Linked DNA regions of Homo sapiens: all the other regions are linked to region 2. The links are chromatin loops, found by intact Hi-C in ENCODE. Cell type or tissue: mammary epithelial cell. All regions are shown on one strand. Links, peaks and the distances in the headings refer to the core of each region. The heading gives the core; the rest is flanking DNA. Region 1 overlaps ADGRL1 (adhesion G protein-coupled receptor L1). Region 2 overlaps NANOS3 (nanos C2HC-type zinc finger 3). Region 3 overlaps ADGRE5 (adhesion G protein-coupled receptor E5). Region 4 has its middle 92 kb from the start of CACNA1A. Region 5 overlaps PRKACA (protein kinase cAMP-activated catalytic subunit alpha).

Region 1 (6,268 bases), core at 1,215-5,214, 320 kb before region 2:
TTGGGAGGATGAGGCGGGAGGATCGCTTGAGTTTGAGACCAGCCTGGGAAACATAACGAGGCCCCCATTTCTACAAAAAAATTAAAAATTAGCTGGGCACGGTGGCACACGCCCTGTGGTCCCAGCTACTTGGGAGGCTGAGGCAGGAGGATCCCTTGAGCTCAGAGGCTGTGGTGAGCTATGATCCCACCACTGCACTCCAACCTGGGCAACAGAGTAAGACCCTGTCTCTAAAAATACGATTAAAAAAAAAAACACACACACTCCCAAACCCACACACACTCATAGCCACTTTTCCTGGCTTTATCTTCTTTCACAACACTGGTACGCTATAGAATCGACTTTTTTGTACCCAGCCCCTCAGTGTCTGGCACATAGAAGATGCTCCAAAAAAGATGTGTGGAATTGCCGAAAATTATTTCTAACCCCCACAGCCACCCTGGGAGGCTCTCGTTCCCCAGCTCCCCCGTGGAGAGACAGAATTGAGAGGAGTGACGTGGGTGTCCTGTCGTGCTGACATGACGGCGCACAGCCTGGATTTGAACCTGCAACTTAAGGGCGCTATGCCGGAGGCCTCTTCTCTCCTGCCCTGCTAGGCACCATGCCCCTGTCTCCTGGTCTTACCCTGCCCCTTACCTGCCAGCATCTGATGAGGCAGGGGGATCCCGCCTCTGTGCCCTCTGCTCGGGCCCTAGCTTCTAGAACTCTTTTCAGCTCTGCTCTGCTGAGCTCAGAGTGCAAAGGTTGGGGCTGGACAGTGAACACTTTGGAGTGGAAACAGACCACAGGCCACTGTGGTGTGGACGTGCCATGATGGTGAGCGCAACAGAGTTGCAAGTCAGGGAAGGCTTCCCGGAGGAGGGGGCTTCCCAGCTGCAACCTGGAGGGGGAGGAGGGGTATGGTGGAGGGGAAGGAGCATCTGTGAGAGAGAGGGGCTGCCCTGAGGTCAGACAGAAGATGGTGGCTCAAAGGGGAGGAAGGAGAAATGTTTCACAACTGCATGTGGAGAGAAGCTGGAGGCTGCTGGCTGGACTTGTGACTGTGGGGCTGCCAGGGCCTGTGGCAGGGGTGGGGGTAGAGGTAGGGGGTTTGCGTCAGGATCCAGATGGCAGGGTGAGAATGTTTAGCATGAGCTCCCTCTAGCTGCTACGTGGGAGAGAGCCATAGTTGGCAGGAAGGGAGGCCAGGAGGCCAGAAGGGAGGCCAGGAGGCAACCAGCAAGGTGGGGGCCAGAAGCAGCCAGTGCTTGGTGGAAGCTTCAGGTTTCTGGCTTTGACAGCCCTGTGGACAAAAGGCAAGGGACAGGTGGGGTAGAGAGTACCCTCCACTCCCAGCAACCCTCCCCACACACAGTCTGATCTCCACCTCTGCGGCCAGAGGACACCTGTGAACACCCGAGCCAGATCCCATCCCTCTGTTCAGGATTCCCGATGGCTCCCACCTCTCTAGAAAGCCAAAGTCCTCCCTGAGGTCCACAAGGCCCTGTATGGCCTCTGTGACCCCCCTCCCCAGCCGCCCTCACCTCCTTCCACTCTTCCCCTTGCTTGCAGGGCCCCAGCCACATCTCAGCACATTCCTACCCCAGGACCTTTGCACGTGCTGTTTCCTCTGCCCAGAATGCTCTTTGCACAGGTACCTAGATGGCTCACCTCCTCAAGACCTCTGCCGAAATGTCACTTTTTAGGGGAGGCATTTCCTGGCCACCCTGTCTACAGTTGCACCTACATGTATACCCCCTGTCAAGCACACCTTCCTCCATTGCACTTGTGACCAGTTGGGAACTCGGTAAACATCCACTGAATAGATGATCTGCTTTTTGGGTCTATTTCATCTTCATTCATTAAACAAATGAATAAGCATCCACTCCTTGCCCAGGGTTGGGTATGCAACAAGAGCCAGCCCAACCCACAATGGTACTTTCCCGTCAGAGTCCCTCGATGGTGGGGAAGACAGACATTTAACAGCTGAGCCCAAGTCCAGTTAGGGGAGCAAAACACAGAGACCCTGTGTGCTGTGAGAGTGGATATGAGAGATACGAATGCTGTCCTCTGGGCAGAGCCCTTTGGAGGGAGAGCAGAATAAGGAACTGTGTGTGAGAGAGAGACAGACGCTGAGTAGAAGTGATGGGAAGGTGGCAGGACAGCAGGGCCTGAGATGCCATGTTAGAGCATCACAGGCAATAGGGAGCCATGGAGGGTTGTAGGCAGGGAGGGGTGTAATTGGATTTCCATTTTGCAAAGATCGTTCTGACCTCAGGGTAGAGACTGGATGGGACGGGGTGGCAGATAGATGGGGAGATGAGGGAGAAGGTGTTGGGGGCGGGGGCAGGGAATTTTTTGAACGACCCCTACCCCTCTGCAGTCCAGTGCTGCTTGGTGGCCGGGGTGACCTTTATTTTATTTTATTTAGAGACGGAGTCTTGTTTTGTCACCCAGGCTGGAGTGCAGTGGCATGATCATAGCTCACTGCAGCCTTGACTTTTTGGGCTTGAATGACCCTGCTGCCTCAGCCTCCCGAGTAGCCAGGACCACAGGTGTGTGCCACCATGCCTGGCTAATTTTTAAATTTTTGTAGAGACAGGATCTCACTGTGTTGCCCAGGCTGGTCTCAAACTCCTGGACACAAGCAATTCTGCATTGGTCTCCCAAAGTGCTAGGATTACAGGCATGAGCCACTGTGCCCAGCTCCAGGGTGACCTTTAAAAGGTTCTTCGTTGAACAATTATATTTCAGCTTCCTGCTTGTGCCAGGCGCTGTGCTGAGTGTAGTATGCAAACCCCACCCTGCAGAGCCAGCATCTAGTAGCAGAGAGTTCATAAGCAAATAAAATGCATGGCGTGCTGGTGATAGGTATGGAGAAATCAAGTCAGGACATGGTGTAGGAGTGTGGGGGCCAGCAGGACCTTGCTGAACTAGTGATGTTTGAGGAAAGACCAAAAGGAAGATGCAGGAGGAGCTGTGAGGGGATCTGGGGAAGAGAGAAACAGCCCGTGAAGAGGCCCTAAGGCAGAACAGTGCCTGGTGTTTCACATTGTACAGGGCTTGTTTGTTTTTTGTTTTTGAGATGGGGTCTTGCTCTGTTGCCCAAGCTAGAGTGCAGTGGCATAATCTCAGCTCACTGCAACCTCCACCACCCGGGCTCAAGAGATCCTCCCACCTAAGCCTCCCGAGGAGCTGGGATCACAGGCGTGTGCCACTATGCCTGGCTAACTTTTTGTATTTTTGGCAGAGACAAGGTTTCACTATGTTCCCCAGGCTGGTCTGGAACTTCTGAGCCCAAGCAATCAGCCCTCTTCAGCCTCCTGAAGTGCTGGGATTACAGGTGTGCGCCGCCACATCCGGCCCAGTGCAGAGCCTTTGTATGATACAGACTTTGGCTTTTGGTCGAGTGAGGTGGGAGCCACGGAGGGTTCTGAGCAGAGGAGGGAAGCGGCTGACTTAGATGCTCACACGCGCCCTCTGGTGGCCCTGGGGGAAACATACTGTAGACAGTTTCATTTTGCAAAGATTGTTCTCGCCTCGAGGTAGAGATTGGATGGGACAGGGGTGGCAGATAGATAGGGAGACGAGGTGTAGACAGTGAGGTGGGGAAGTGGGGTCCAGCCAGGAGATGATGGGGCTGGACCAGAGAAGCTGAGGAGTGGCGAGAGGTGAGTGGACTCTGAAGGAGTAGCCACAGGACCTGACGGGGCTGGATGTGATGTGAGGGGAGAGGGATCCAGGATGACTGTCCGGTTCCTGAGCCCCTGGAGGGACTGGGCTGCCATCCACTGAGCTGGAGGATGGGGCAGGGACTGGAGATGCTGTGAGAACCCTGCCCTGCCCGAGGATCATGTACCTGGGCCCTCTCTGGGCACGTGCTCTGTCTCTGCGAGGTAGGTCTGTTAGTCCCTGAGCAGCAATGGGGAAATAGGTTCAGAGAGGCCAAGTGCTTGCTCTGAAGCTACACAGCAGATTGAAATTCAGGGGCTTCAACTCTCAGCTGATCCTTCATAGTCACCCCAGGGCCTGCGGCTTCCTTATGGACCTGCCGGATGCCTGAGGGCTTCCTGAAGGAGGCGGGCTCATGGGCGGCTGGGTTTGGGGAGTGGGCAGGAGGCAGGAGATGCAGCCAGAGGGCTGTGTGTGGAGGGGCCGGCTGCTGCCAGGAAGGGAGGAGACCATGAAGGGGGCCCAGATCCCAGATCCCCACCTTGGTTCCCCCACCCCCCACCCAAGGCACTCAGACTCCCACCCACTCGAGCACGCAGAGGGTTGCCATGGCAACTGCAGGCTAGGGCAGGCTAGAGGCGCCCCCTCTCCCCCAGCAGCCGCTTCTCCTCCTGTTGCTCTCCCCATCCCCATCACAGGGCACCCGAGGACAGAGTCTGGGCCTCAGTGGCCCACCCTGCCGCACCGACCCTTGACTTGAGACAGACGCAGGGCTTAGATGCGAACATACAGGCAGGTGTGCAGCCCCGTTTCCCATGGGTGAGATAGGGTCGCCTATGGCTGGGTGCAATGGATTCCTGGGTACACCTGTAATCCCAGCACTTTGGGAGGCTGAGGCGGGAGGATCGCTTGAGCCCAGGAATTCAAGACCAGCCTGGGCAACATGGTGAAACCTCATCTCTACAAAAAACACAAAAATTAGCCGGGCATGGTTTTGTGTGCCTGTAGTCCCAGCTACTCGGGAGGCTGAGCTGGGAGGATCACTTGAGCCTGGGAGGATGAGGCTGCAGTGAGCTGAGAGTGCACCATTGCACTCCAGCCTGGGCGACACAGCAAGATCCTGCTGTCTCAAAGGAAAAAAAAAAAAAAGAGAAGAAAGAAGGAAAGAAAAAAGAAAGACAAATAAGGTGACCAGAGACTACTGAGGTGCAAGGTGGGGACGGACACAGGTGTGGGCTCACCTGGCTTCCCAGGTGTAGAACGTCCAGGCGTGACCAGCTCTGAGGTTGCATAGACACTCAAATACAGTGTGGGCCCGGGGGTGGGGGCTCTTCTGGCCCCCCAGGATCCCCCCACAGCTCACCAAGCCCAACCTGGGGAGCCAGCCCTCCCTGGGTTCAAGCCCCCTTACCAGTTGAGTGTCCCTGGGTATATCTCTTCAATGACAGGACCTCACTTTCCTCCTCTGTAAACTGTGGGTACAAGCATCTCTCCTTCCTAAATGGTTATTAGGATTACATGAGTTACACGTGGAAGCTGCTCGGGCTGGCACTTGGAGCTGTCCGTCACTGTCCCAGGCATCTCAGGTGGTTCCTTGCTGGAGAGCCCAGCTAGATGCTCACCCTGTCGTTTGCTGTTTCCTGTAAATGGTTTCTTTAAAGTTCTGTGGCTCAGGCCCTTGCCCCCATCTCTGCCTCCCTCCTCACTCTCTTTGTGTCCTGACTCCCTATATGAATTTCCTAGGCTCCCACAACAAATTACCACAGACGGGACAGCTTTAGCAACAGAGACTTTATTGGTTTTTTTGTTTATGTTTCAGAGATGAGGTCTTGCTCTATTGCCCAGGCTGAAGTGTACTGGTGCGATCACAGGTCACTGCAGCCTCAGCCTCCCGAGCAGCTGGGACTACAGGTGCATCCCATCATGCCCAGCTACTTTTTTATATTTGTTTGTAGAGCTGGGGTCTCACTGTGTTGCCCAGGCTGGTCTCAAACTCCTGGGCTCAAGCAATTCTCCCGCCTTGGCCTCCCAAAGTGCTGGGATTACAGGCGTGAGCCACTGCAGCCAACAACAGAATTGTGTCGCCTCCCAGCTCTGGAGGTTGGAAGTCCAAGATCAAGGTGTTGTCAGGGTTGGTTCCTTCTGGGAGCCTTCAGGCAGAATCCGTTGCAGGCCTGTCTCCTGGCTTCTTTTGGTCATTAACTGGCAATCTTCCCTGGCTTCTAGAAGCATCACTCTGATCTCTGCCTTCATGGTCACATGGTCTTCTGTGCATGTCTGTGTCCAGGTTTCTCCTTTGTATAAGGGCGTCAGTTGTTGGATTAGGACCCACACTAATGACCTCATTTTAACTTGATTATCTCTGTAAGGACTCCAGATGTTCCCAACACAGTCACATTTGAGTTATCAGGAGTTGGGACTTCAACATATCTTTTGTATTTTTGACATGGGGTCCCACTCTCTTGCCCAGGCTAGAATGCAATGGTGCAATCAGAGCTCACTGCAGCCTCAACCTCCTGGGCTCAAGCAACCCTCCCCCTTCAGCCTTCCCAGTAGCTGGGACTATAGGCACGTGCCACCGTGCTCGGCTAATTTTTGTGTTTTTTGTGGAGATGGG
Region 2 (6,268 bases), core at 2,042-6,041:
CTGGCCTTTCTAGCACTGCCCTGGGTGCTGGGGAGGCAGTGTGGGACAAAACACAGAGTTGAATGCTACTGGGGGATTCGGGGTGTGGGGACATGAGAGACAGCAGATTAGATAGTCAGATGGCAGAGTGTTGGGGAAAAAAAGGCAGCGGAGAAGGGGTTAAAATGTAAGGAGGAATCAGGGAAGCCACCACCAGGAGGAGACATTTGGGAAAGAACATTCCAGAATCCTGAGAGGTGCTCAAGGAATGGCCAGGAGTCTAGTGTGGCTAGAGCCGAGGGGAGGGGAGAAGCGGGGGATGAGGGGAGGGCACGGGGCAGGCAGGTGGTGCACAGCTGCGGGAGGAGAGGGCTTGCCTCTGAGCTAGGTTTCCAAGTTCACAGCCCCCAGTGCCTGTGGGGGACAAGCCACAGGGGCAGGAGATAGGGAGGCGGTGGCAGCAGCGTCCTGAGAGGGCAGGGCAGGTAGGGGAGAAGCGGTTGGGTTCTGGGCCTGCTGGGCAGTGGAGCCAGCTGGGTTGGCCATCAGGGTTCTGTCGTGAACAGAGGAGGACAGGCTGGACACCTGGAAAAGATGGCGCGAGGCCCTGCGGAAGCCCCTCCCACTGGAGAGCTCTGGTAGTCCAGTGAGGTCGGGCCACTCTCAATTTCCTTCCCTGCTGGCCAGGACCTTCGTGGGGATCCAGGCCTCTGAGGCCTCCAGGATGGAGGATGCCACCAACGTCGTGCGTGGCCTCATCGTTGAGCTCTCCAACCTGAAGTACGGGGTGGGCTTGGACTCACGGCACAGGGTCTGCGGGAGGCCAGTGGGGACTCAGAGGAGCAGGGAGGGACTGAAGTGTGAAGCCCCTAGGTGGGCAGCGAGGGTCAGGCACCTCACTGCTGCTGGGTCCTCACCGTGGCCCCCCTCCCCCGTCCTTTGCAGAACACAGGCTCTGAAGAAAGGCTGCAACAGGCCCAGCCTGTGCTACAACAGGCCCTTTCTGGTTATGTGCACGTGTGTGAGCCGTGTGTGTGCACCTGAGTCATTGGTGACCATGTGGCTGTGAGGCGCGGCCCCCTCTGTCACCTGGTGACCACTGAGCCCCACACGCATGCCTGTGTTTCCCCCACAGCCGGCTGATCATGGGCACCCACCGGGACCTGGAAGCTTTCAAGCGCCTTAACTACCGGAAGACAAAGCTGGGAGGCAAAGCCCCCCTGCCTTACCCTTCCAAGGGGCCTGGGAATATCCCTCGAGGGGACCCACCCTGGAGGGAGTTGTAGGCCACTTTGAGGTCTGTGTTTCCTTTGCCACCCAGCCCCCATGTCCGCAGACCTCCTCCAAGATGCTCCAGGGGGTCCTAGTGGACCCTACAAACCTCCCTTCAGTTGCCCGGAAGTTGGTCTTCCATGGACAACACAAAGGAGGCCGTGAGGTCCTGGCCTCACCTGGCCAGGGTCAAGGTCATTTGCCACCCTTGGCTTCAGGGAGGGAAACTGTGTCTCCCACAGCCCCAGTGACTTCAAGCGGGCCTGGGCTCCAGGAAGCTGGCCACCTCTGAGCAGGGCCCATCCTGTCCGGATTTGCAAATTTTAGGGTCCTGAGCCAAGTATGGATGGTTCAGAATTTGTTTCTTTCCTGGAGGAGAAGAGAGCTCCCTTTGTTTTCTTTCTCCCCATTTCCATTTTATTTCTTCTGGGAAGACCCATAATAAATGATTCTGTAGAGGCCCCGTGACCTGCTGTTTGGGGCTGAGGCTTCAGTTCCTTCACCTTCCGCCCACAAACCTCTCTACCCACTTCCTCCTCCTCGCCCTCTACGAGTTTTATGCCTCAGCTTCCCTGGGAAAGCAAGGGGGGGGCGAATCTCCAGGGGTGGGTGACTGTGTGCCCACATCTGTGTGCAGGCTCTTGAGCATACACGCGGGTCGAAGCCTAAGAGACGCCCTGGGCGATCATCCAGCTGCAGGGTGAGTCCTGCGCTCCGGTGGCTTGGCCCATCCTCCAGGACAAGCTGCCTGTGGGCCCCAGACAGGAAGGAGGCCATCCCAGGAGGTTATGGATGCAAACATGGCTGAAGTCGTGGCATTTCTCATCCCACGCAAGCCTCTCGAGCCAGATGACAGTCCTGTTAGCAACCACAGGGGCTGCTGTCATCCCCAGTTTACAGAAAACAATGCCTCTGTGAAATCTGTCACTGAAAGGCTGACTGGACCTTCGACATCATGAAGCACTCTGTGACTCCTGCACCCCAGCTCCCATGGCTCAGGCGGGGTCCTCCTCCCACCCTGCAGCCTTACACCCTGGAGACCTGATGCAGGAGGGGAGGAAAGAGCAGGGTGGGTTCACACCCAGGTGAGCCCCCTGTCCACCAGGACATGCCCTGGTGTAAGCCCAGTTCCCCGGGTCTCCAGCCCCAGCGGCTCTGCCCTAGGAAACTGTAACTCCATTCCCAGACCCTGGGAGCCGCTGGGATCCTTCTGTTTTCTTTCTCCTCCTCCCCACTTCCCCCTCCACGACCCAGCTGTCTGCAAGAGCCCACCCCCATCCCCAGGGCCTCCGGTTCCAATTTAAGTCTTTTAAGTCGGAAAGCCAAGGGCAGAGGGGACAGCAAAGAGCTCGATTCCTGCTCCCCGCTGCCAGACCACAGGCCTCAGGGCTGGTTTGTGGGACGGGGGCGGGGTAGGAATGTGGACTGCACAGTGGGCGCACTGGCTTCCTGAGCACTGCCACCTGTTGCCCCAACAGGACAAGATCTGGAGGTGGAGGAGGCAGGCAGGGGTGTGGGGATTCCCCCACATGCATTTCCCCCCCGCCCTGCCAGAACAGCCCCATCCTTCTGCTCCTGCCCAAGCCCACCCAGGACATGGTCCCATTCCCTGCCCCCTAAATGTCCCTCCCTTGCTCTAAACTGCCTGGCTTGTCACTGGGGCATCCATGGTGACATAAACATTCACCTTCCTTAGTGATGAGGATGTCGGGGGGGGGGGCTCTGTCTAGTTGTGTGTCAATTTCTTCCTCAAATGAAGCCCCCACCTCCAGTACGGAGCTGGGGGTGGGATGGGAGGAGTCCACCCATCTTGCATGTCAGTGCAGGGGGTGGCTGAAAGACCAAATGTCCACAGAAAGGGTCTCATGATGTCGATCTGGCTTTGAGGTGCCATGAACCCCCCCAGCTACCCCAAGGCACCCACTTGTGTTTCTCTGCACAAAGCAGCTCACCCCAGCACCCCAGGGTGCCGAAACTCAAAGAAGGAGAAGGGGAGATCTAGGTACAGGACTCCCAGCAAGGTTCACACTACACCTTGTCCCAAGACCAGGGCTTGTCTGTTGTTGATCCATTCATAAGCATTTATTGAGGGCTGACTGGATGCCCAGCACTAGGGAAACGGCAGATGGCACAAAGGGTGGGGTCCCCAAGGACAGGGCGATTTCAGCTCTTCCCTTGCCAACCCCGGGTCATCCCCAGGGCTCAATCCCAGGCTGGGGGGAGGGTCTGGGAGTGGGGGCAGTCGTCATAGGGTGGGTCTTCCTGGAAATCCAGCCGAGCCCGGGTGCCCTTGCCCAGGTGTAGGCAGCCTCCTAGGTGGACATGGAGGGAGAGCAGGAGGGCGAAGGCTCAGACTTCCCGGCACCTCTGAAACCTAGTGGAGGGGGAGGGAGAGAAATGCTTAATCACAGGCGATGACTCAACGCTCCCCAAGTTGCCCACGGACTCGGCCTCCGGGCCTGCTGGACCTCTGGCGCCACCCAGGGGCTGCTCCGGAGACAGCGACCCCGTGACGTCTCTGGCTCCGCCGGGCGGCCCCGCTGGGACCCAGAGCCCGAGACAAAGCACAGGAGTTCCGATTCTGCGACTGTGGTGCCCTCTCGTGGCCGCCGTGCTCTGGGGTCCCCGGATCTGTTACTCCCAAAAGTTGTTCATCAGAAAGGCTGGCCGCAGGACACCATCTTCCCTATGTCCTTTTGGCCTCCAGCGTCTCCCAGTGAGACAGCATCAAACCTCACAGGAAACACTATCTTCTCCTGGAGGCAGTCTTTCATGCTTTCTTTTTTTTGTGAGACGGAGTCTCACTCTGTCGCCCAGGCTGGAGTGCAGTGACGTGACCTCAGCTCACTGCGACCTCCACCTCCCGGGTTCTAGCGATTCTCCTGTCTCAGCCCCCCGAGTAGCAGGGATTACAGGCGCATGCCACCATGCCCAGTTAATTTTTTGTATTTTCAGTAGAGACGGGGTTTCACCATGTTGGCCAGGCTGGTCTTGAATTCCTGACCTCAGGTGATCCACCTGCCTCAGCTTCCCCAAGTACTGGGATTACAGGCATGAGCCACCATGACCAGTGCTTTTTTTTTTTTTTAAGACGAGGTCTTGCTGTGTTGCCCAGGCTGCAGTGCAGTGGCACCATCTCAGCTCACTGCAGCCTCTGTCCCCTGGACCCAAGCGATCCTCCCTCGTCAGCCTCCCAAGTAGCTGGGACTACAGGCACACACTACCATGCCCAGCTAATTTTTTGTAGACACTGGGTTTCACCATGTTGCCCTGGCTGGTCTCAAACTCTTGGGCTCAAGCGATCCTCCTGCCTTGGCCTCCCAAAGTATTGGGATTACAGGTGTAAGCCATCACACCTGACCCTTTCATGACTTTAAGAAATGTTCACTGCAAAGCTGCCTGAGAGTAGTTGGGAGGGGTCGTCCTCTCCCAGTCACTATCCTCCAGGAGCTCACAGTCTGCTGGGGGAGGCAGTGCCCAAACACACCTAGTTAGACTGGCCCCTCCTCTGTTAGCTGACTTCCTCAAAGGCAATTTAAGTTGCTAGAACGAGTTTCTCTTTTAAAACCTCACTGGGGGCCAGGCATGGTGGCTCAAGCCTGTAATATCAGCACTTCGGGAGGCTAAGGCGGGTGGATCTCGAGGTCAGGAGTTCAAGACTCAGCCTGGCCAAGATGGTGAAATCCCGTCTGTACTAAAAATACAAAAATTAGCCGTGCGTGGTGGTGGGTGCCTGTAATCCCAGCTACTCGGGAGGCTGAGGTAAGAGAATCGCTTGAACCCGGGAGACAGGTTGCAGTGAGCCAAGATCGCGCCACTGCACTCTAGCCTGGGTGACAGAGCAAGACTCCATCTCAGAAAAATAATCAAATAAAAGAAAGAAAGAAAGAAAACCTCACTGGGGCCAGGCGTGGTGGCTCACGCCTATAATCCTAGCATTTTGGGATGCCTAGGCAGGAGGATCACCTAAGCCGTGTTTGAGACCGGCCTGGGAAACATAGTAAGACCCTGTTTCTATGGGAGGAAAAAAAAAACACACCAGGAATGGTGGTGCACGCCTGTAATTCCAGCTACTCGGGAGGCTGAGGCAGGAGAATCGCTTGAACCCAGGAGGCAGAGGTTGCAGTGAGCCAAGATCGCACCACTGAACTCCATCCAGCCTGGGTGGATAGAGCGAGACTCTATCTCAAAAAAAAAAATTAAAAAAAAAAAGGAAGAAAAATAAATTGATAAATAAATAAAATAAAAGTCTTCTTTCTGCATCTATAATAACCCTGCGGGCCAGATGTGGTGGCTGATGCCTGTAATCCCAGCACTTTGGGAGGCTGAGGAGGGTGGATCACGAGGTTGGGAGTTCGAGACCAGCCTGGCCAACATGGTGAAACCCCATCTCTACTAAAAATACAAAAATTAGCTGGCCATGGTGGCAGGCGCCTGTAATCTCAGCTTCTCAGGAGGCTGAGGCAGAAGAATCGCTTGAACCCGGAAGGCAGAGGTTGCAGTGAGCCAAGATCATGCCACTGCACTCCAGCCTGGGTGACAGAAAGAGACTCTGTCTCAAGATAAATAAATAAATACATAAACAAACTGGCTCGGTGCGGTGCTCACGCCTGTAATCTCAGCAGTTTGGGAGGCCGAGGTGGGCGGATCACGAGATCAGGAGTTTTGAGACCAGCCTGGCCAACATGGTGAAACCCCATCTCTACTAAAAATACAAAATTTAGCCGGGCATGGTGGCAATTAGCCGGGTGTGGTGGCGCGCGCCTATAATCCCAGCTACCCAGGAAGCTGGGGCAGGAGAATCGCTTGAATCCAGGAGGTGGAGGTTGCAGTGAGCCGAGATGGCGCCACTGCACTCCAGCCTGAGCAACAGAAAGAGACCTGTCTCAAGATAAATAAATAAATACGTAAATAAAATCAACTGCTGTTCTAAGCTCTCTCTAAGGTCTTCCCCTAACCCTTGGAGGTGGGTACTGGGGCTAATCTTACTTCACAGGGGGGCTCAGCCACTACCCTC
Region 3 (4,953 bases), core at 954-4,953, 530 kb before region 2:
AGTATCTGTGGCCTGACCCTGATCCTGTCTGCCTGCAGGTGGCCCGGGCGGGTCGCTTTGGCACCAAAGGCCTAGCCATCACTTTTGTGTCTGACGAGAATGATGCCAAAATCCTCAATGACGTCCAGGACCGGTTTGAAGTTAATGTGGCAGAACTTCCAGAGGAAATCGACATCTCCACATACAGTAAGTGCCTTGGGCAGGGCCAGGGGTCTGGGGCAGAGGGTTCCTCCCCCGGCCCTTCAGTTCACTGCATCTCATGTCTTACAGTCGAGCAGAGCCGGTAACCACCACGTGCCAGAGCCGCCCACCCGGAGCCGCCCGCATGCAGCTTCACCTCCCCTTTCCAGGCGCCACTGTTGAGAAGCTAGAGATTGTATGAGAATAAACTTGTTATTATGGAAGCCTGGCTCCCACCCCATCTATTTCTTGGTCATCTTGGCCTTTCACGGACACCCTGGGCCCGGCCTCTGAATCACCACCAGCAGGCAAGGCCATCTTCTGTATGCATGTGTTTAATTTTAAGTGTCAACACTGAAAAATTTTAACAGATAAAAACACATTACACAACGTCTACAACCTTCACAACAGTGAGAACCTCCTGCCCGGCCAGGCAGGGCAGGCCTCTGTACCGTGAGCCTCAGGCAGTGGCCCCAAGGGGCCTCGCCATGGGGCCTCTGACATCAGTCTTAGCTTAAGAGGGAAGCTGAGCCCCAGCGCCTAGTCTCTTCAGTTCTGCAGCAAAGACATGAGAGGAAAAGTCCAGGATGGGACAAGCGCCCTTAGTCTGTCCCGAGTACTGGCCACAGGTGCCAGGGCAACATGCTGCATTGCAGCCCTGGGCCAGCCCCTGTCCCCACCCTGGGTCACAAGGTGGAGCAGAGAGGCAGCCAGCAGCAGGACCAGTGGCTCCGACTCCACCCCACTGGGTGTCCTGGACTTTGGTGCCAGACTATAGCTGCCACTCCCTCCTGGTGGCACACGGGATCAGGGAGGGAGGGTGGAGGGAGTAGAGTGGTGGACGAAGGGAGGATGGATGGTCTTCGTGTACAAAGCTGCTGTGGCCACAGGAGCTGCTGGGCCGTCCAGAACCATGCGCCTTCATATGCCGGACTCTGATGCCCTGAGGGCCTGGAGAGGAGAGCCCAGAGGCCTGAGCCCCGCTAGCCCTGGTGCCTTCCTGCCCACACCCGCCCCAGGCGCAGCCCCTTACCCGGGTCTGATTGTGGCCAGTGCCAGACGTGGTGGAGGTGAATTCTGAGTACTTGCTCCCCCCAGCAACTAGGCAGGCCCACTTCCGGTATTCTTCCCGAACCTGCCGGCCCAGACACCAAGTCAGGGCAGGAGCAGGCCCTGGGACCATGCACGCTCCTCCCCATGCTCTGCCCTCAGCCCCACCTTCTTGGTGTTTTTGTGTTTGTCTTTTTTTTGAGATCGGGTCCCCCTGTCACCCAGGCTGGAGTGTAGTGGCACCATCATAGCTTACTGCAACCTTGAACTCCTGGGCCCAAGTGATCCTCTTGCCCCAGCCTCCTGAGAAGCTGAGATGGGTATTCAGCACACCCGGCTTTTTTTTTTTTTTTTGGAGACAAGTCTCACTGTCACCCAGGCTGGAGTGCAATGGTGCCATCTTGGCCCACTGCACTCCTGGTTCAAATGATTCTCCTGCCTCAGCCTCCCAAGTAGCTGGGACTACAGGCGTGTGCCACCATGCCTGGCTAATTTTTGTATTTTTAGTAGAGACAGGGTTTCACCATGTTGGCCAGGCTGGTCTTGAATTACTGACCTCAGGTGATCTGCCCACCTCGGCCTCCCAAACTGTTGGGATTACAGGCGCCTCACCCTGGCTATCTTTGAATTTTTTTGTAAAGACAGCATCTGGTTATGTTGCCCAGGCTGGTCTCCAACTTCTGGGCTCAAGCAATCCTCCCACCTCAGCCTCCCAAATAGGTGGGAGGATGACAGGCGTGCGCCACTGTGCCCAGGCCCCCACCTTCTTGTTGAGCAGGCAGTGCAGCAGGTAGAGGAAGGCGCCCTGCAGGCAGTTGAGGATGGTAAACACATAGGTCAGCACCAAGCTCCGATCGTCGAAGATGAACAGGCCAAAGACCCAGGTGCAGCCCAACAGGAAGAGCTGCGCGATGGCCGTGATGGTCAGCGCCCTGCGAGGAGCGGGGTTGCAGCGTGGGCCCCCACCTCACCTCCAGCTTCATGCCCCTCACCCCGGCCCCGCCTCCAAGTCCTTCCAGCCTCTCCTCTCACCTCGCCTTCTTTAATTTCTTCATGTCTGGATTGATTTCAGAAAACTTCTGAGTGAGCTTCCAGACGGTAGTCACGAAAATGACAGCATTGCACTGGGCAGGGAGCAGATTGTGGGTTAGAGGGCGAGAGCGATGGTCCAGCCGGGCCTGGGCCTGTGGCGCTCGGGCTTCGGTGGAGGGAGAGTGGGTACTTACCAAAATGATGAAGGTCACAGGTCCCAAGAAGCTCCAGAGGAAGCCCTGCTCAAAGTCCAACCAGCAGCTAGGAGGGAAGGGAGGGGTCCCATCAGTGCCCCAGGAAGCCAGGAGCGGAACGGAGGGCGGCCGGACATTGTGTGTGGCACTGCCTGTGAGCCCCAGGCCCAGCACCCCGCCTTCCTCCTGCCCCATCTCGCTGCACTCACTATCTGGGGCGGCCGTAGCCCTTGCTGTAGATGGCAGCCGAGACGCCCACGATGAGCAGGGGCACGCCATAGCCGATCAGGCAGAGCCAGCGCGTACTCAGGCCCTGGCCTTGGAACACGCGCACCACAAGAAAGTAGAGCTCCAGGCCTTCGAGGCTCATCCAGCAGAAGGCGGCCAGGAAACAGTAGTGCAGCAGCCCGGCCACCAGGCGGCAGCGCAGCCCCACCTGCGGGGCGGGGACGGAGGGGCGGAGCGACGTCAGCGCGGGGAGGGGCATGCGGCGCCAGAGCCAGTCGCCTGCCAGGTCCCGAGAGTGGGCGGGACCACAGCCGGAGGGTGGGCGGGTCTGGAGCGGGGGCCAGGTTTCCCCCCAGGGCCCACCCCCAACAACGCTCAGAAGCGAGCGGGCACTCGGGGTGTGGCCAGGCAGCTCCAAAGCCAGCGCCCTTTAAAGAGACAACCCGACCCCCCGGTGGGCGGGGCCAGATCCCGGACAGGGGCGGGGCCTCATGCCTCCAGGGCCCGCCTACCCGACTGAGCCCCGGGAGTGGGCGGGGCTAACCCCTCCCAGGCCTCCCTGACCCCAGAGCTCAGGAGGGAGCGGGGCGGGACCTCACCTGGCCGCCTTCGTTCTCGATGCCGGCCAGGAAGATGGTGGAGCCCACGAAGAGGCAGATGCAGAGGTGCAGGTGTATGGTGGTGCGCGAGCCCTGGATGGGCCGCACCAGCAGGAAAGTGAGGATGCACAGCAGCAGGCAGAAGAGTGACAGCGCCAGTCCCACCCTGGTGATCAGGGTCAGCTTCCAGTCCTAGGAGTGGCACCGGGTGCTCAGGGTTCCTTCAGGGCATGAGGCCTTCCTGCCCTCTTTGTGGTCCCTTTTCCCCCCCACACTTTGACGGGCCCACCTCTCTGACCTCCTCCCTTGTCCCTCCTAGATCTGGCCACACTTACCAGCTGGAAGGGGAGTCTAGGGATTTCACATTTTTGTGCTTGCTGGGCCTTTGGCCTGGACCACAGGCGCCCCCCTTCTCTGCCTGGTTAATTGCAGTTTTCGACAAGGCCCAGCTTAACGATGGATCCTACTGAAGTCACGTACAGAAAGTGGTGCTCCAGGCTGGGTGTGGTGGCTCATGCCTCTAATCCTAGCACTTTGAGAGGCTGAGGGGGGGCAGATCACCTGAGGTCAGGAGTTCGAGACCAGCCTGCCCAACATAGTGAAACCCCGCCTCTACTAAAAATACAAAAATTAGCGGTGCATGGTGGCATGCACCTGTAATCCCAGCTACTTGGGAGGCTGAGGCAGGAGAATCGCTTGAATCCGGAGGCGGGGGTTGCAGTGAGCCAAGATCACACTACTGCACTCCAGCCTAAGCGATAGAGCAAGACTCTGTCCAAAAGAAAAAAAAAAAGAGGCCGGGTGCGGTGGCTGACACCTGTAAGCCCAGCACTTCGGGAGGCCGAGGTGGGTGGATCACCTGAGGTCAGGAGTTTGAGACTAGCCTGGGCAACATGGTGAAACCCTGTCTCTACTAAAAATACCAAAAATTACTCAGGCATGGTGGTGCACGCCTGTAATCTCGGCTACTCGGGAGGCTAAGGCAGGAGAATCCCTTGAACCTCACTAGCTGAGATTGTGCCACCATACTCCAACCTGGGCGACAGAGACTCCGTCTCAAAAAAAAAAAAAAACGGGCAAGTGGTGCCCCCTTGGAATGCTCTCCATGGGGAGCTTTTAGTTGACATCTCACAACTGGTACGGGATGGACAGGCAGAGGAGCGGAGCTAGTGGCTGCACCCAGTGTATAGTTGCTGGGTTGTAGAGAAGAGGCCAAAGGAAGAGGCTGCGAAGGGTGTGACGTGGGGACACCTGGGCTGTGCAACCATGCAGATATATCTGAGCAACCAGTAGGGCTCCATGGAGAACTAGCTGCCTGTCTGGTTGCAGCTGGACCTCATTACCTGTGGGCACTTGAGGATGCCTCCAGCTACTTACCTCCACGTCATAATGAGCCATAAGGATCGCAAAGCTGCTCAGGTGGCTGCATTGGCAGGTGGTGCTGCCGTTCTTGCTGCCCAGCACCTGGCAGCCCTCGGTGGCCCAGTGCCCTCCCCTGTCGCTGTCACTCTTCCAGAAGGCACAGAGCAGCTCCTGCCGTGGCCCAGGCATCACGTCCTGTGGGCAGATGGGGGTGGTCAGAAAGGTTGGCCTGGAGCTCACTCTTAGGTCCTGGGCTTGGGCTGAGTCTAAGAGGGCTGCTTTTTACTAGATGAGTATTGACCGAGCGC
Region 4 (4,931 bases), core at 932-4,931, 280 kb after region 2:
CTGGGATTACAGGCATGTGGATTACAGGCATGGGCCATCATGCTCGGCTAAATTTTTGTATTTTTAGTAGAGACAGGGCTTCACCATGTTGGCCAGGCTGGTCTCGAACCCCTCACCTCAGGTGATCTGGCTACCTCTGCCTCCCAAAGTGCTAGGATTACCTGGGGGAGCCACTGCACCCAGCCTTCCACGTGCGTTTAAAACTGCCTCTTGAACTCACCCTTTCAGCTTTCCAGAGCTCACAGGACCAAGGGACTGAGGGAGAGCCAACCCCCAGGCCCATGGTGGCTCATTTTGCAGAAGGAGACATAGAGATGCTGAGAAATCCAGCATCCCGCCCTCTGTGGCCGGCACCTGGGAGGTGGAGCGAGTGCCCGCGGCACAGCCTCATAGTGTTTTGCTCCATGGGGCACATATGTTGCCGGGCAGCTCCTAAGAACTGGCTTTCTGGGCCCTGAGTTGCCAAGGAACTACTAAATCCCGGCCAGCCTGGGCTGGGGTGTATTTTGACTTTCTGCGAAGGAGGGTGGGGCGGCCTCTCCTTGTCTTCTGAGTTCCCTTCTCCTTGCCCTCTGTGAGCTCTGTCTGCCTCTCCCTCACACTGGCCCTCTCTGTCTCCTCTTTCTTCTTCTAGTTTCCCCCTCACTGTGCTGGAGGGAGAAGACCCTGGGATTTCTGAGCGAGGCCCGTGGATGTTGAAGTCTTCCTGGGTCCCCGACTCCATGCTCTCGCGCCCCAGTTACTATGACGCCCTGCACAACCGCAGCTCGGGGCACGCCCAGCGCCCTGCAGGACACTCGGCCTCCCCGGCTCAGCATCTGCTTCGAGGGCCCCCCTCTGAGGCGGCGGGGCGGCGTGGTGGATCACCGAGATGTCATCTTGGCCCACCAGGCCCACAAAATCCACAGCACCCCCCAGGCCAGGAGGAAAGAATGGGAGTGAGTATGCCTGGGTGGTGGTGATCGGGGGGCGGTGCGGCTGTACCGGGGATCCCTTGGGGGTTAGGATGTTTTTGGCGAGCTTTTTCGGGGAGCAAATTCATGCAGCTGGAACATATTGATAAGGCTGTGCTGGCTTCTGAAATCTCAAAATCCTTCCCTGCTAACTGATCAATACTGGTTGCCTTATGCCCCCCGGACACCCCCATCCGGCTCTGTGAATCCCTGAGCTGCCCCAGGCTGAGGCAACAGAGATTAACCATGGATGGGGCAGCCAGGACCAGGCTCCCAGGATTGTGAGTGTCCACTCTGATGGGTTGGCAAATCTTTCTTTCTTTCTTTCTGGTTTTTTTTTTTGTTTTTTTTTTTTGAGACTGAATCTTGCTCTGTCACCCAGGCTGGAGTGCAGTGGCCCAATCTCGGCTCACTGCAAAGTCCGCCTCCTGGGTTCAAGAGATTCTTCTGCCTCAGCCTCCCAAGTAGCTGGGACCACAGGCACACGCCACTATGCCTGGCTAATTTTTGTATTTTTAGTAGAGACGGGGTTTCATCATATTGGTCAGGCTGGTCTCAAACTCCTGACCTCAAATGATCCACCCGCCTTGGCCTCCCAAAGTGCTAGAATTACAGGCGTGAGCCACTGCGCTCAGCCAGCAAATATTTCTGTTGAGATGGCTGAGAAATGCTGCTTTCTGGGGAAAAACGTGGGAATCCCATTTCTACTTCCAGTGTTGAGTTGAAATCTGCGGGTTTCAGGGCTGAAGACAGAAGTGTGTGAAGGCAGAGAGGGACCTAGATAGGGCTGGGAGTACGTGGTGGCTTCAGTTGAGTCTGGTTCTGGGTCCCCCTTTCTCTTTGTCAGTGACCCCAAAAGTGGGTCTTCTGGTGGGAGACACTGGGGGTGGAACTGGCTCTGTCATGTAGTTGCTGCTGGGCAATGTTGGATGAATGGCTTTCCTGAGCTGGGGTCTTGGCTGTTCGAGGGTTGAAGGTGGTTTGTGTGAAGGTTCAGTCTCAGGCCGGCCCCTACGCATCCTTTTCCACACAGTGGGGGAGCTACTGGGTTTTTTCTTTCCTTCCTCCCTCCTTCCCTCCCTCCCTCCCTCCCTCCCTTCCTTCCTTCCCTCCCTCCCTCCCTCCCTTCCTTCCTTCCTCTTTCTTTCCCTCCCTCTCTCCTTTCCCTCTTTTCTTTCATTTCCTTTTAAGACAGTGTCTCTCTTCTCTCTCTCCTCCTTCCTTCCTTTTTTCCTTCTTTCCTTTCTTCCTTCCTTCCTTTCCTTCCTTCCTTCCTTTTTGACAGGGTCTCTCCTTCCTTCCTTTTCTTTTTTCCTTCCTTCCTTCTTTTCTTTTTTCCTTCCTTCCTTCCTCTCTCTTTCTTTCTTTCTTTTTATTTCTTTCTCTTTTCTTTCTTTCCTTTTGAGACAGGGTCCCTTCCCTTCCCTTCCCTCTCTTCTTTTCTCTTTCCCTTTCCCCTTCCCCTTTACTTTCCTTTTCCTCAAAAGTTTTTTTTTTTTTTTGGCAAAGGCACAGGCCTAGGGTGGATTCCTGAGCAGACATCAGGAGTGTGGGATGAGAATATAAATATTATTTTGATTGGAGCTGAGGCTGATATGGATACTAATCAATTTAGGGGACCCCAAAATTTACTCTCTTACCCTCTTGATGCTCCCGACCTGACCCTGTGGGAAGCACCCTTCACCAGACACCCACCCTGGCCCCATTTTTCCATTTGCAGGAGAGGAAGTGGGGTTATAAATGCCATTTGAGTTGGGAGGGTGCTGGTGAGGGAGTGTGTAAATACAGGGTGCAATGCAAACTGTTTTATTAAAATGAGCCTTTGCTCATTTTGAATCAAAGAACTTCAGGATGGGGCCAGGGTGGTGCAAGCTTGGCCCCGAGGTGGTTTCCTGAGGTTAGTCTGACATCTACTGGCGTGTTTGAGCATCATTTAGGAAGGCATGTTGTGACTTCCCCACCACCTGCCACAAAACTGGGTTCCTCTTAACCTCCCCTCCATCCACTCATCTGTCCACTCACCCACCCACCACCCACCCATTTAAACTTCTAATTGTGCATGCATCCATCCATCCATCCGTCCATCACCCATCCATCTTTCTACCCATCAATCCATTCATCCACCTCCCTGTTCTTTCTCCCATCCATCCATTTTCCAGCCATCCAACCAACTTCCCATTCACCCACCTGTCCACACATCTATCCATCCACCCAACCCACCCACCCACTCACCCATTCTTCCATTCACCCATTCATCCATCCATTCTTCCATCCATTCTTCCATTCATTCTTCCGTCCATCCACCCACCTATCATCTTATATACCAATCTGTCCATCCACCCATCCATCATTCCATAAATAACCAGGAAAAGCACCTATTCCCTTTAACGTCTGCCTTGGTTTCTAGAACCCATAAAAGTTTCTTTAATTTATTTTCATTTTTACAAATTTTAATTAATTAATTAATTTTGGAGGCAGGGTCTTGCTCTGTCACCCAGGCTGGAGTGCAGTGGCCCTATCACGGCTCACTGCAACCTCTGCCTCCTGGGTTCAAACGATCCTCCCACCTCAGCCTTGCAAGTAGCTGGGACTACAGGTGCATGACACCATGCCCAGCTAATTAAAAACAATTTTTTTTGGTAAAGATGGGATCTTGCTATGTTGCTCAGGTTGGTCTCGAACTCGTGGGCTCAAGCGACCCTCTTGCCTTGGCCTCCCAAATTGCTGGGATTACAGGCATGAGTCACCATGCCTGGCCCAAAGCGTCCTTATAGCCATGATCTCCAAACTTCTGAACTCCTACCCCAGCCAGCAAAACAATTTTTGAGCACACTCATAGCTGAAATGCGTAGCCACGGCCCATGCATTTTTAGTTATATATAATTTATAAAAATATTTTGCTAAATGTGTTATATGCACTGTAAAATACACATAAAAATAAAAACGTGAAAAGGATGAGACATCAACAAGATATATATATTTCCAAATGGCTTAATAGTTTGATTTAATAGTACAACACGCTTCTACCCTTATGTTTTAGAAGTTTGCCTTCGCTTTTTGAATACCGTGCTCTGTGAGAGCTTTTTATTCTGAAGATGTTCCAATACACTAAAAGTAGGAAAAAGAGGTCAGTGAGACTTTCGTATCCATTAAAATTTAATAATTATCAGGATTGTGCCAGACTCACATCATAAATCCATATCCTCTTTCTGAGATGTTTAAAAGTAAATCCCTGACCTTATGTGATTTTTGCAAACTTCAGACTACATCTCTAAAGCACACAGACACATCTTAATCACATCACACTGACAATATTAATCATGATTTTTATATCTAATTTCTGGTCCACATTCAGATTTCCTTGCTCATCTTTTTACAGTTGAGTTTTTTGAATCAAGAAGGCTTGTGTGTTGCATTTCATCGTTTCTCTCTCTTTTTATTGTGGTAAAATACACACAACGTAAAATTGACCATTTTAACCATTTTTAAGCATACAGTTCAGTGGCATTAAGTAGATTCGCATTGTTGTGCAACCGTCACCACCATCCATCTCCAGAACGTTTTGTTTGTTTTGAGACAGAGTCTCGCTCTGTCTTCCAGGCTGGAGTGCAGTGGCATGATCTTGGCTCACTGCAACCTCCATCTCACGGATTCAAGGGATTCTCCTGCCTCAGCCTCCCGAGTAGCTGGGATTATAGGCGCCTGCTACCACGCCCAGCTAATTTTTGTATTTTTAGTAGAGATGGGATTTGGCCATGTTGGACAGGCTGGTATCGAACTCCTGACCTCAAGTGGTCAGCCCCGCTCAGCTCCCAAAGTGCCAAGATTACAGGCATGAGCCACCATGCCCGGCTGATCTCCAGAACTTTTTCATCACTCCAAACTGAAACTCTGTCTCCATGAAACACTCACTCCCCAGCCCCTGGCACCCATCATTCCACTTTCTGTCTCATGAATCTGATGACTCTGGGGACCTCA
Region 5 (5,866 bases), core at 1-4,000, 240 kb before region 2:
TGTAGGGGTCCCCTTCCCCTAGGGCCGCCCCATGCTGCAAAGACCGTGCTCCCCCCCAGCTGTCACTGCCAACCATGGCACGTATGACCGCTGGGGCCCCACATGGGCCCCTGTCACCAGCCTACCCCCTCCTTTCCTGGCCCCTCTTCCCAGATTCTAATCCCCCCACTTCCTCACTCACCTCTCTCACCTATGGGATCCTCTGCCTGACCCCGACCCAGGTTTCTACCAGTTTGGGAATGCGATGAGGTCTGTCTGCCTCCACCGCGCAGGGACCTTGGCCACTTGCTGACCACACCCCTCCCCCCTCCAGCCCCCGCCATCTTTCTCCTGCCCTTTCCCTCTTCACCTTAGCACAGCCCCCCCTTCCAAACCCATCCTGCCCCCTGAACATTTCCCAGAGCCACCTCCAGCATTATTTTTTTCTTCTGTGTCACTTGGCATGGGGGACAGGATCTTTCTGGGTCCCTCTGCCTCTCTCATCCTGTCACTCTGTCATTCTGCTGCTCTGCTTGTGCTCCGTCCTCCAAGCAAGCGTCTGTCCCTGGCTGGGGTAGCAGACTGTTTATGAACGTAGAGAATTGCTTCAGTGCTTCCAAAGCCAAGTTTGAGCTGGTCTTGTTGGGATTCATTGCATCCTCTTTCCTGCGTTGGGGTAAGGGGGTGGTGGCAGAGCCCCCTCTCATTTCCTGTCTTGCAGTGAGCTCTAGGCTCCATGGAGGGCCCCTCAATAAATGGTCGTTTCACAACTGAGGCTCCGTCATTCACCCAGTCCCTGGGGCTTCTTCCACCACTCCTGGCTTGGGATGAAAAGTGTCTGGGTTTAGCGAGGTTCATTCGGTTCTAACTGAGATGGTCAGAAAGAGCACTGGGGAGGAGGAGGCAGTCAAAGAGAGTAATGGGTGACGTCTAGTGATTTGCTTTGACGTCTAGTGATTCTGATCATTCCCAGGGCTCAGCCAGAGAGAGACCTGTTTCACCCACTTGCCCACACATTAGGTTGGTCTTTTCCAGCCAGCCAGAGAAAGAGATTCTCTATCTGGAAATACCATCAGAAATGGTCTTGAACCCCATTCCCAATTTTTACAGCTCTTAAATTGTTGTCACTCCAGTCTGAAAGCTGGAAGGCAGCTGGGATCCCCTGTCCACTTACCCAGAAATAGTCGGAACTATTGGTCGAAAAGGAAGGCCAGTTTTTGGTCTCAAACCCCAGCATCTGAGTTTCCTGAATGCCCCCTCCCAGAAAGGTATGAAAGCCAGGGAACTTTATTCCCATACGGATTCAAATAGCAGAACTCAGAGTCACAGAGCGATCATGAAGAGGCCTGACATGTCACCAATGGGTGGGGGCTGGGGAGGGAAATGCCTGTAGCTGAGTGCCTGATGACAGAGGAGCAGGTGGGTAGTGTCCAAAAAAGGTCTGGGCATGAGCTTGGAGGGGACTTGGCCGGGGGGGGAGGAGTCAGGCCCCCAGCAGGTGAGGCCAGCTGGGAGGTGGAAGGTAGAGGCAGGCAGCTATATATTGCGGTAGCTCAGTTGAAAGTTGGGGAGATGACAGTCCTGGAAAACCTTCAAGGCTATCAGACACATGTGGTGGGGGGTGGAAAGCCACACAAGAAAAAGGATCCCAAGAAAAAGATCAGAGGCTCTGGAAGGAACCACTGATTCTCTCAGAGCACAGGTCAGACACCCAGGAATGAATGATCATGGTAAAATAGAGCTACTATTTATTGGGCATCTAGGCTGTGCCACAGGCTAAATGGCCAGGCGGATAGAGATACCTACTCTGGTGACTTTCATAACGGGCTGTTATCCAAATTTTCCAAAGGAGCCCTCTGGTAGAAATGACATCCATGACATAGATGATGTCACAGAGGCAGGATTCACATCCAGATCCATCTACCAGCAAACTTCTTGGACCCCAGAATTCCCCGACTTTGACATTTTTCAGCAGCCTCCCAGATTTTTACTCTATCATATTTTCTTAATTTAAAATAATAAAAGTTTTACTCACTTGTGTTCAGATGTAAACTTGGAGCTCATTCTAAACAATAATATAAATGAAATCATGGGATTGCCATGCCAGTTATATTTTCTCTGATACGCATTAAATACAGTGTAACTAGATAAATGAAACATCCCGAAAATCATGTCATGTTCTGCCAATGGGACTATGTCACACGTTGAGAAACGCCCGAAGCTGTACTTCCTCCCAGAGGCTCCCAGAGAAGGAAATAAGATGAGGAAGGAAGTCCCTCTTTGCTTTGAGGCGCTCTGATTCTGAGAGGATGGAGTTAGACAAAATTTGCCCTCTTAGAAGGGTGGGGCAGGGGCAGGGGCAGTAGCCAGGCCAGCCTGCAGGGGGCACCTGGATTTCATCTGCCAGACGCCGGCCCGACTGGGGTCAGGAAAATGCCCAGGCCTTGGGAGGCACCAGTTAAGCATCCTGCAGTCCCCTGTGGTACCATCTCTGTGCCAGGGCAGGACAGAGTCCGCCTCCTCCCAAGAGGCCAGGGATCCAGAATGAACCCTGGAGTGGAGTTGGGGGAATCTACACCCAAAGATGGCAAAGCCATTGGGAGAGCTGAGAGGGCCAAGAAAAAAGACTAAGGCCCAGGCTCTGGCCAAGTTGGAAGAATGGAGAGGGAGCAGCGGCCCCAGGGGGCAGGCGCCCAGGTCAGACAGCCAAGTGGGGCTCAGGTCGTGGCTGGCACTGGCTGAAGATACCCCTGGGAGCTGGCCCACAGGGGAAGGGGCAGAGCTAGTAAAAGGGAGCCCCCGATCCCCAGGACACAAGCAGATCCTGGCAAAGAGAGAAAAGCACCCCCCAAGAAGACCCTAGATGGGAAGAACTAGTGCCGTGTAACATCCTATGGATGCCTAAGACGGCCAAACACCTTCTGTGCCTTGGCAGTTGTATGGGTGCCCAAGAGGTCTTATCAAGGCAGCTCTCCCCTTAGCGCAACCGCGTCTACAGAAACTCGGAGGGCCCTATCTGTCCCTCCTCCACACCCAGTGGCCTCTGGGTTGGGTTTCTCTTCCTGCTCCCACCCCACGGCTCCCTAGCTCCCCCTGCAGGCAGGGTTCTGGGGACAGACAGCCGAACAGACACGGCAGGTCTCATGAGCCTTCCCAGCCACCGTAGTGCCGGTGCCCTGAGAACAGGACTGAGTGATGGCTTCCAACTCCAGCGATGGTGAGGCTGAGTCCTGTTACTATAGCAACTTCCTAGGCACACTCTGCCCCTTAAGTCAGGGAGGGGCTGCAGCGGGGTCTGGGGCACAGGCGAAGAGAAGAAGGATGTGAACCCCTGGCTGGCCCTGGAAACGCCTCCTGTACAGCCCCGGGCTGTGCGGCCTGGGGAAGAGAGAGGGGATCGGTGGCCCAGTTCAGACAAGGGAGGATGGTCCACCCGGCAGGGGGCCAGCTCAGAGAGGGGTGGTGGAGTGGTCCATCCCAGTGTTGGGGTTCAGCTCAGACTGTAGGATGAGCCATCCCAGTGTTGGGGTCCAGCTCAGAATGGGGGTCGTTCCAGCCAGTGTTGGGGTCCAGCTCAGAGTTGTGTCATTTAGGTAAGCCCAGAGCAGGGAATCCAGGCTCCACTGGAGGAATCAGCCAGCCTCGAGTAGGGGGCCCAGCCCAGGCTGGGCATTCCTGCCCCAGAATTCCCAGGACAGCCAGATTTCAAAAGGGCAGAAGGTCTGAGATTGTTGTCCGGAGGAAGGGGGTTCTGTGGCTGGGCTCCTTCCGAGAGAGACCCCAAGCCCCTTGCCCAAATTGATATTCTGCTGTTGCAATTCCCCATTCCCAGGGCGAGTTTCTAGATTTCTGCTTTCTGCTGTGGTCCTGGCTTTTCAAGGGGTGTCAAGGAGTTTTCCCTATGAACCCAAATGGAATCTGGACCAGAGTGAGAGCTGGCACCCCCCGTGTGGGAGATGTGGGCAGGGCGGCAGGCTGTACAGGCCAGCAGCTGGCTGGGTTACCATCCTCTGCCACTTCCTGTTGCTAGCAGGGGTCCTGGATGCCGGGCACACTCAAAGAGGCTGCCACTGACCCTCTGCTTCTTTTGGGATCTGGAAAGAAGGAGGAAGATGGTCAAGGCTGCCTCCCCCTCCCCCACCCCTGGGTTTAGCCGCTCGTTTCCGGTTTGGACTTTCATGGCCGAGAGTAGAGCCAAGCACAGGGCAAGGTTTGAGAGAGGCCAAGGACATCCCGGGATGCCTTTCCCCTCTCCACCCCCGCATAGGAGCAAAACAAAAGAGTCAGATATACCCATTTTCTCTCTCAGGATAGCAGGATTTGGGGGTTCCACATTGAAAGGGAGTTCAGGGGAGGAGGCAGGGTGGCTCTTGTCGCCCCCCGCCCCAAGCCTTTCTCTCCAGCTGTTCTTTCAGCGAATTAAGGGAGCTCTGGGGCCTCTTTAGCCCCTAAGGAGTCTCTGGCTGTTGCCTGATCCTGAACCTTAACTCTTTCCCCTCTGCCCAGTGGGCACTGCTCTGGGCACATCAGGCGCTGTCCTCTGCACAGTCCAGTGCCCACTGAGGAAGGCAGGGCCTGGCGTCCTGGGAGCAGTGAAGTCCGTGGAAAGGGAAGTTAGTTTTATCGCCCCGCCCTGGGGCACGCAGGCCAGCCAGAGGGACACCCTCGGGAGAATCTTCCCATTGCCTCCTGCCAAGGGAGCCCTCTGCAAACCTTGGCTAGCTTGGAGCAGGTACCTTTAAAAGCTTCTGTGGCAACCAGCTCCTCCTCCCTGGTCCCCTGAGGCCATCCCAAGGAAGCTGACTTAGAGGCTCTGCGTTTTCCTGGTTTCTCAGCAAAAGGAAGATTCCAGGGAGAGCCCAAGGGGGCTGGGGATGGATCTGGGATCAGGCAGCAGCCAGGGTGGGGACTTGGAGACCACCTTCCAGCTGTGGCTGCAGCTGCTCCTCTGGGCCCACCTGGCTGTACGTTTCCTGGGCTACCTGCACCGCACCTTCCGGGGGCCTAAGCCACAGCCAGCACCCTGAGCCTCCCTGGCCAGGGGGCAGAAGGCCGCCAGATCACCCCATCCCACCCACCCTTTATTCTACCCTTTCCTGGAAGAGACAGGAAGCAGAGGTGAGTGTGGGGCCTCTTGATTGAGGTTACCTGCCCCTCCCCCCCATCATCCCTCTCTCTGCCTGCTCCTCCTGGCACTGGCCTCCCCCATGCCCCATCCCCAAATCTGACAAGCTAACAGGGCTAGTGGCACCAGAGGGGACAGAGCCTGGGCGCTCTGGTCCTTTGAGAGGCCAGAGAAGGGCCATGCTAACAGCAAGGCACCCTGTGGAGCGACTCTGTGGGGCACCAGCGGACAGCCAGGGGCTGGGAGCTCAGCGAGTCGGGGAGGTGCAGGATTCAGCAATTCTTTCCTTTTTGCTAAGAGCAAAGGGAAAACGGACCAGACCTTTTGGATTCCCTTCAAGCCTGGCACCTCTCTGCCTTCTTGTGTGGGTGAAGGTAGAATCCCAAGAGGGCACCCTCCACCCTCCCCACCCACTGCTGAATTCTGTGTGGATTATTTGGAGGTTTCCAAGGAAGATGTTTTCTGTCACAAAGGTTCTATGACTGAAGCCAGGCACAGTGGCTCATGCCCGTAATCCCAGCACTTTGGGAGACTAAGGTGGGGGAATCCATTGAGGCCAGAAGTTGGAGACCAGCCTGGGCAACATAGCAAGACCCCATCTCAAAACAAAATAAAACACTCAAACAAAGGTTCTGCTAGTGAAAGTGTTGGATTTGGTGTGACCCCCAGGCTCAGGCCCCTGGGCTAGTTGGTGGCCCAGCCAGGCACCCATCTAGGACTCCTGGCCATTCATTGCCTATCCCCTCTCCGCCTGGTCATTTA

The links. Peaks named below come from ENCODE experiments on the same cell type or tissue, not always from the same donor. Only the 100,000 strongest peaks of a DNase experiment are listed, where the experiment ranks them.
Region 1: a loop joins it to region 2, with 9 times the contacts of the local background. A loop is called at or near these places in 9 of 110 quality-filtered maps.
Region 3: a loop joins it to region 2, with 14 times the contacts of the local background. A loop is called at or near these places in 5 of 110 quality-filtered maps.
Region 4: it touches region 2 in a loop (6-fold over the local background); 17 of 110 quality-filtered maps call a loop at or near these places.
Region 5: it touches region 2 in a loop (10-fold over the local background); 14 of 110 quality-filtered maps call a loop at or near these places.

Annotation. Positions count from the first base shown.
Region 1 is chr19:14,193,413-14,199,680 of GRCh38, reverse strand. All of the region lies in intron 1 of ADGRL1 (adhesion G protein-coupled receptor L1), which reads left to right. Among named protein-coding and RNA genes, the nearest start is that of ADGRL1, 9.6 kb to the left of the region's middle. In mammary epithelial cell, for the core only: a CTCF peak has its summit at 3,459 (motif pointing left); no DNase peak of the experiment used is centred there.
Region 2 is chr19:13,877,799-13,884,066 of GRCh38, reverse strand. NANOS3 (nanos C2HC-type zinc finger 3) reads right to left here. Exons shown (of 2, transcript NM_001098622.3): 2 at 3,310-3,625. The coding sequence ends at 3,564. It overlaps BRME1 (break repair meiotic recombinase recruitment factor 1), which reads left to right. Exons shown (of 9, transcript NM_001345843.2): 8 at 667-759; 9 at 1,115-1,719. The coding sequence ends at 1,265. Among named protein-coding and RNA genes, the nearest start is that of NANOS3, 3.8 kb to the right of the region's middle. RefSeq lists enhancers at 298-1,143, 1,969-2,118, 2,709-2,798, 3,922-4,071. In mammary epithelial cell, for the core only: a CTCF peak has its summit at 3,779 (motif pointing left); a DNase peak (open chromatin) is centred at 3,736; H3K4me3 peaks cover 267 bases; H3K27ac peaks cover 660 bases.
Region 3 is chr19:14,404,270-14,409,222 of GRCh38, reverse strand. ADGRE5 (adhesion G protein-coupled receptor E5) reads right to left here. Exons shown (of 20, transcript NM_078481.4): 13 at 4,661-4,840; 14 at 3,284-3,475; 15 at 2,666-2,892; 16 at 2,457-2,523; 17 at 2,263-2,354; 18 at 1,994-2,162; 19 at 1,214-1,315; 20 at 500-1,131. The coding sequence ends at 1,102. DDX39A (DExD-box helicase 39A) reads left to right here. Exons shown (of 11, transcript NM_005804.4): 10 at 39-186; 11 at 271-425. The coding sequence ends at 287. Among named protein-coding and RNA genes, the nearest start is that of DDX39A, 13 kb to the left of the region's middle. RefSeq lists enhancers at 1,197-1,426, 2,809-3,438, 3,572-3,866, 3,439-4,068 and a silencer at 2,775-3,294. In mammary epithelial cell, for the core only: a CTCF peak has its summit at 2,870 (motif pointing right); a DNase peak (open chromatin) is centred at 3,032; H3K4me3 peaks cover 578 bases.
Region 4 is chr19:13,595,760-13,600,690 of GRCh38, reverse strand. No RefSeq gene overlaps it. Among named protein-coding and RNA genes, the nearest start is that of CACNA1A, 92 kb to the right of the region's middle. RefSeq lists an enhancer at 2,702-2,996. In mammary epithelial cell, for the core only: a CTCF peak has its summit at 2,860 (motif pointing left); no DNase peak of the experiment used is centred there.
Region 5 is chr19:14,111,464-14,117,329 of GRCh38, reverse strand. The region is part of intron 1 of PRKACA (protein kinase cAMP-activated catalytic subunit alpha); the gene reads left to right. SMIM46 (small integral membrane protein 46) reads left to right here and starts at 4,854. Exons shown (of 1, transcript NM_001414411.1): 1 at 4,854-5,006. The coding sequence starts at 4,854. The coding sequence ends at 5,006. RefSeq lists an enhancer at 3,712-4,399. In mammary epithelial cell, for the core only: CTCF peaks have their summits at 2,341 (motif pointing right) and 3,091 (motif pointing left); no DNase peak of the experiment used is centred there; H3K4me3 peaks cover 902 bases.